Regions from separate parts of the Homo sapiens genome. Here region 1 is linked to region 2. Evidence: chromatin contacts called from ENCODE Hi-C data. All regions are on one chromosome and are shown on one strand. The core of a region is the stretch at or near the end of the contact, and the rest is flanking DNA. Distances in the headings are between cores, read along the strand shown. Region 1 holds the start of PDCD2 (programmed cell death 2). Region 2 overlaps LOC124901235.

Region 1 (3,509 bases), core at 161-2,660, 130 kb before region 2:
ATCGCTTGCCTGGGAGGCGAAGGTTGCAGTGAGCCGAGATCATGCCACTGCACTCCTCCAGCCTGGGTGACAGAGCAAGATGCCATCTCAAAAAAGAAAAAAAAAAATTGATGGAGAGTTAACTTTTGGTTTACAATGTAAATGTTTATTTAAAAACAGACATTATTTTATGTACCATTACAAATATACTGCTACCCAGCTGCTCGGGAGGCTGAGGCAGGAGAATGCTTGAACTCGGGAGGCGGAGGTTGCAGTGAGCCGAGATCGCACCATTGCTCTCCAGCCTGGGCGACAGAGCGAGACTCCATCTCAAATAAAACAAAAACAAACAAATATACTGCCAACTAAACTGTGATTTTGTCAAAAATAAATGTTGTTGATGACTTTACTTCCATTAAAGCCACTGTAGTAGCCAAGGGAAAGCTTCCTTTTTGTCCTCTGAAGGTTCACTGAAAAGTCAACTGACAAAAGGCACATTAATTGGAGAAAGGGCATACAAATTTATTAACATGCACATGGGGGAGAACCAGAGTGATTTTGCTGAAGCCCCAAATGGGGTTCAGAAACTTATATACCATCTTGAGGTTACAGAATGGGGGTTTGGATTGTGGCATAACAGGTTATGCGGGTGGAGACCTGGCTGACAACCACGGTCTTGTTATGTAAATGAAACCTCCTAAGTAGAACTCCTTAAAGAGAACAGGTGGTACATGTTTCTTTCAGACCTTTGCAAACCAACAGTAAAATTCTAAACCCTCCAACCGACTGATGGACCCTCTGCTTGCCCAAGGGCATTCTGAAGTTAACCTGAAAAACTAGTTCAGGCAATGATGGGAAGTGGGGGTTGGCCATGCCTCATTATACACTCCTCCCTTGGAATTCAGGTACAGCAAGCCAGCACTAACATTAAAACAGAGACCTTAAGACTGACAGAAAAGACTCTTCTGCAGAGGCTTCTTCATTACTCTCAGGCACACAGGATTCTTGGTTTCCGCTGTAGGGTCCTCACTTTACCTGTTCAACCTTCATTTGTCTTTCACTGCCTACTCTTGGTTAGCACTCGGCCAGCGCACAGGTTTCCCACACCCTGAGGTGGACACCAGCAGGGAAGGTTTGCGGGAGGGCTCTGCCTCCCTGGCGGCCACCCGCAGGCCCACAGCAAGACATGTGCAGAGGTGAGCGGAGCGCCGTCACCAGCTGCCACTCTCCCAAAGACCAGAACCATCCCAGAGCACCCGGAGGCACCAGGAAAGCGGCTCGGAGGCAGAGGCGCCAGGGGCGGGGCTGATGCCGAGAGGTTTCCTCTGCCCCGTTCCCTCGCATTGGTCCTGCAACCGCTCCCGTCAGACGCGTTTCCGCCTCCTGTCCTCCGGAAAGGTGCCCGCCTCTTGCCTTCCGGCCCGGCGCCCGATTTCCGCCTTCCGACCCAGCTGTGGGCTGCGCCCCACGCCAGCCCGCGCCCCGCATGGCTGCCGCCGGGGCCAGGCCTGTGGAGCTGGGCTTCGCCGAGTCGGCGCCGGCGTGGCGACTGCGCAGCGAGCAGTTCCCCAGCAAGGTGGGCGGGCGGCCGGCATGGCTGGGCGCGGCCGGGCTGCCGGGGCCCCAGGCCCTGGCCTGCGAGCTGTGCGGCCGCCCGCTCTCCTTCCTGCTGCAGGTGTATGCGCCGCTGCCTGGCCGCCCGGACGCCTTCCACCGCTGCATCTTCCTCTTCTGCTGCCGCGAGCAGCCGTGCTGTGCCGGCCTGCGAGGTGAGCCGCCAAACGGGGTCGGGACGGGGCCATGCCTCCGACGCGTGCGCGGCGTTAATTCCGGGAGCGACCAGGGGGACGGCGGCAAGCACCGCTGCCGCCCCAGCCTCAGAGCTCCCTCTCCGCGCTGCCCCAGGAGCACCTTCTCCCGGGCCCTTCCAGGATGTGCTCATTTTTGCTACATAAGCTTCTAACTGTGCCCACGCGCATTGGTAACCCCCAGCTTTTAATCAGTGGGTACCAGGTATGGTGTTAATTCAGATAATAGAAATTGTCTTGGAAAGATGGATCCCAGTAGCTTTTTCGTATTTTTGGCAGTCGTTCTTAACGATCAGTCTTATTAATTTGATTAACTCAAACCACCTCTAGGAGGCAACTCAGTTGCGTGTACCGGACGAAATCTAGTTTCTGGATTTTAAAAGCTTATTCCTGAAAGCAAAAACTTTCATTTCTTTTTTGTTGTTGTTATTTTCAGTTTTACGTGCAGAGGATAAAATATGTGAATTGCTGTTTTGTTTGAAGATAAAACTTTTCTCTGTATTCTTTTTTAGTTTTTAGGAATCAACTACCCAGGAAAAACGATTTTTACTCATATGAGCCACCTTCTGAGAATCCTCCCCCAGAAACAGGAGAATCAGTGTGTCTCCAGCTTAAGTCTGGTGCTCATCTCTGCAGGGTTTGTGGCTGTTTAGGCCCCAAAACGTGCTCCAGATGCCACAAAGCATATTACTGCAGCAAGGAGCATCAGACCCTAGACTGGAGATTGGGACATAAGCAGGCTTGTGCACAACCAGGTGGGTAATCTTTTTTTTAAGTCTCAGTTCAGTTTCATCGCCTTTGTCAACCCAGATATTTCCAGGACAACTTTAAAGGTAAAATTAGGAAAGGTATAGTACTTTAAAATTTTTCATGCCTGGAACACCTTTGTAAAAAAAAAAAAAAGGCTGTGAAGTCTGAATCACTGAATAATGTCACCATATAGGCATTTAATTTATGACCCTTTATCTAAAATGCCAGAACTATAGGGAATATAGTACTTTAGAGACAGCAAATTATTAGACTGTCTTCAAAACTAAATGATTACTAATAGTGCTGTCCTTTTTGTTTCAGATCATCTGGACCATATAATTCCAGACCACAACTTCCTTTTTCCAGAATTTGAAATTGTAATAGAAACAGAAGATGAGATTATGCCTGAGGTTGTGGAAAAGGAAGATTACTCAGAGATTATAGGGAGCATGGGTAAGCAGTTTCAGGACTTCATTCATTAAGTGGTTAAACATAATACTTGGAAGAAAGGGCTCCATGTGCCTAGAAGAGAGGTACTGAGAGGAAGACTCACTTTGGAGGCTGTAGCATACAATTTTCAGATATTGCCTCAGGTAAAAATATACTTCCTGGACTTTGTTTTCTGACACATAAGAGGTGTGTTCTGCTCCCTGTAAAGACAAGGGTGGGTATCCAGATGGTCCCATGAGTAGGGCTGCACAAGATGCTGGAGGCTTGGTAAGTTCCTCTGGGTCGCAGATCGGTTTCTCGGGTCGGGATAGTGTGAGTGCCTAGCACAGTGTCGGGCACGCAGAAGGGCCCCTTAAAAGTTTCTCTTTCATCTGGCCAGTTTTAGATACACAATTTTGTCAGTTTACTTACAGTGCATACTCTTGGGTAGTACTTGTGCTGACCAAGTATCTTAGAGGCTTATTTTATTATAGTAGCCAACATTTATCCAGCACTTACCTTATATAAAGGGCTGTTTGTGCA
Region 2 (3,363 bases), core at 606-3,105:
GAGCATGATCTGTGAAGGTCGGTGACAAAAGAGGAAAGTGAAGGGAAGGGCACCCTGACACATGGCTCCTGAGAGGGGCATCCCCTCGGCAGCTGCAGAAGTGAGTGAGCGTAACTCCACTGCGAAGGGGTCTCAGCGTCTCTGAGCGGAGCTCCCCCAGCGCAGTTCCCCCAGCGCCACCTTGAAGGCGTGAGGGGCATGGGGTCAGGGGGTGAGGAGGGGCCCTTTGGCCTATTTGTGGGTGGACAGGAGCATGCTGAGAAGCCCCTTCCTGCATCTTTTTCTGTCTTCTGGTCATCACCAGGGGAGGGAGAGGGTGCTGGCCACAAACCACTTGATGCTGGGGGCTAACGGGAGCAGGTGTGGAGAGGGAAGCCCATTGAGCTCTTTGCCTGGTGGATGTTGCTATGAATTTTGGATTTTGATTATACGATGATAAAAATTACACAAAAATGCAAATGCTCTGCTATTCATTCAAATATGCAACAAATATTTGTGTACCCTCTATGTGCCAGATATTATGAATGTTGTATCTGCCATCATTTTTCTTAGAAAATTATTCAGCATTTCTTAGGCTACGCACGAGCTTAGTTATTCTTGACCTCCTAGGCATACCCAAACATTTAGTTAGTGCCTCAGGGCGCCTCATCTCCAGGCCTCTGATGTGCAGGCCCCCGGCCCCTGTGTTTTGTGGTCAGAGCACTCAGGAGCAGCCCCTTCGGTCTGAATGCATGCCATGTGAGTGTCTCATCTTTGCCATTAGGTACAAGGGATTCATACACATTTAACAGTTTATATATTTAATAGCTATTTTTCTAAGACGCTTAGCACAATGAACGCCAGCCACACAGGTCCCTGTGTGTTAAGGATGAGTGGAGGCCTCCATTTCCCACCCCCGTGCCCAAACCTGCAGTCATGATGCCTCTCTTGGGCGAGATCCGAACCCTAGGGGGCTTTTTGGGGTCCTCAGTGCTTCTCTGCTACCTCACTTGTTTCTGCTGAAATGGAAAACAAAGGAAGCTGTCTTCAGCAATAGGAGGGTACCAATTTGGTTTGAGGGCAAAGTGAAAGGTTCTTTGTGGCCCTAAAAACCACAGTAGGACCACTGAACTGTGGCTTTCCCAGGCCCCAGTGCATGCAAAGTCCTTGACACTCGAGTTGGAAAAAGTGGGGTATTAGGAGGAGGAAGTCTCAGCGCTCCTCTGTGGTCACTCACTGCTTCTCTCTCACTCCCTTTCTCCTTTTTCTCTCTCTGCGTCTCAGGCTTCAAGACCTCCGACATCTGGAGGCTCCATGCAAATCCCACCAAACGTGTGAAACTGCCTCAGTAGCCCACACGAAGTAGAATTGATAGGAAGTATGTGAGGGTTGAGGTGCACTGTGCTCATATGCATTGTGCTCATAGATGGGAAATTTTGTTTGTAAGCATTCAAATATCAATCGGATTTTTTACTTTCATATTTTGGAGAAAAGAATCTTTGCTCCAGTTCTTATGTATTTTTGGGAACCCTTGCAGAACTCATAGACCCCATAACCCTGGGGCACAGGGTTGGGGGTTAGACACCCCAAGGTCCTGTTTCCTGCTGAGGGACCTGGGCTAACGCCTCTGGCAACTCCTATTTCAAGCTTTAAATGAAGTGTTTCTTGGCTTCCCTTTCCTGCATTTGCTGTTCACAGAGTCCCCACCACCTTCAACTGTCACCTCATTTGCTCCACCAGGCACCGCTGAGATGGTCATCCTGCAAGAAAACTCTGATATTGTCACTCTTGTACATAAAGACTCCTGTGGCAGCACTTGCTTACTGTGAGGTCCAGCATGCGGCTGAGCCAGCAGGACTTTCACTTTCGGGTCTGACTCACATCCTCTCTTGTGTCCCCAGCCACCCCGACCCCCAGTGTGGGCATTCCCACTCATCGCTCTGTCCCCTTCACAACCTTGTGTCCCCGGCCACCCAGGATAGGGGCTCCTCCTGTGGGATAGGGGCTCCTCCTGTGGGATAGGGACTCCTCCTGTGGGATAGGGGCTCCTCCTGTGGCATAGGGACTCCTCCTGCAGGATATGAGCTCCTCTTACGGGATAGGGACTCCTCCTGTGGGATAGGGGCTCCTCCTGTGGGATAGGGGCTCCTCCTGTGGGATAGGGACTCCTATGGGATAGGGACTCCTCCTATGGGATAGTGGCTCCTCCTGTGGGATAGGGACTCCTCCTGTGGGATAGGGACTCCTCCTGCAGGATATGAGCTCCTCTTACGGGATAGGGACTCCTCCTGTGGGATAGGGGCTCCTCCTGTGGGATAGGGGCTCCTCCTGTGGGATAGGGACTCCTATGGGATAGGGACTCCTCCTATGGGATAGTGGCTCCTCCTGTGGGATAGGGACTCCTCCTGTGGGATAGGGGCTCCTCTTACGGGATAGGGACTCCTCCTGTGGGATAGGGGCTCCTCCTGTGGGATAGGGATTCCTCCTGTGGGATAGGGGCTCCTCCTGTGGGATAGGGGCTCCTCCTGTGGGATAGGGACTCCTCCTGTGGGATAGGGGCTCCTCCTGTGGCATAGGGACTCCTCCTGCAGGATATGAGCTCCTCTTACGGGATAAGGACTCCTCCTGTGGGATAGGGGCTCCTCCTGTGGGATAGGGGCTCCTCCTGTGGGATAGGGGCTCCTCCTGTGGGATAGGGGCTCCTCCTGTGGGATAGGGGCTCCTCCTGTGGGATAGGGATTCCTCCTGTGGGATAGGGGCTCCTCCTGTGGGATAGGGACTCCTCCTGTGGGATAGGGATTCCTCCTGTGGGATAGGGGCTCCTCCTGTGGGATAGGGACTCCTCCTGTGGGATAGGGGCTCCTCCTGTGGGATAGGGATTCCTCCTGTGGGATAGGGGCTCCTCCTGTGGGATAGGGGCTCCTCCTGCGGGATAGGGGCTCCTCCTGCGGGATAGGGACTCCTCCTGCGGGATAGGGACTCCTCCTGCGGGATAGGGGCTCCTCCTGCGGGATATGAGCTCCTCTTACGGGATAGGGGCTCCTCCTGCGGGATATGAGCTCCTCTTACGGGATAGGGGCTCCTCCTGTGGGATAGGGGCTCCTCCTGTGGGATAGGGATTCCTCCTGTGGGATAGGGGCTCCTCCTGTGGGATAGGGGCTCCTCCTGTGGGATAGGGGCTCCTCCTGTGGGATAGGGAGTCCTCCTGTGGGATAGGGGCTCCTCCTGTGGGATAGGGGCTCCTCCTGTGGGATAGGGACTCCTATGGGATAGGGACTCCTCCTATGGGATAGTGGCTCCTCCTGTGGGATAGGGACTCCTCCTGTGGGATAGGGGCTCCTCCTGTGGGATAGGGACTCCTCCTGTGGGATAGGGACTCCTCCT

What was found. A loop is a pair of places that touch in the nucleus more often than their neighbours do. Pooled maps may share reads with other maps.
Region 1: a map of CD8-positive, alpha-beta T cell shows a loop between it and region 2 (13-fold over the local background). The contact joins the promoter of PDCD2 here to the enhancer-like site in region 2. A Hi-C loop is called at or near these places in 1 of 168 maps with a recorded cell type or tissue (CD8-positive, alpha-beta T cell) and 1 of 50 pooled maps.

The regions. Positions count from the first base shown.
Region 1 is chr6:170,582,538-170,586,046 of GRCh38, reverse strand. PDCD2 (programmed cell death 2) reads left to right here and starts at 1,410. Exons shown (of 6, transcript NM_002598.4): 1 at 1,410-1,748; 2 at 2,300-2,542; 3 at 2,859-2,990. The coding sequence starts at 1,466. RefSeq lists a silencer at 1,441-1,680.
Region 2 is chr6:170,458,128-170,461,490 of GRCh38, reverse strand. It overlaps LOC124901235, which reads left to right. Exons shown (of 3, transcript XM_047419615.1): 3 at 1-2,160. The coding sequence ends at 8. Among named protein-coding and RNA genes, the nearest start is that of PSMB1, 93 kb to the left of the region's middle. Within about 2 kb of position 1,855, at least 3 of the 41 ENCODE cell types and tissues checked have a DNase peak (open chromatin) inside an H3K27ac peak, as active enhancers do; they include CD8-positive, alpha-beta T cell, where a contact is called at or near this core.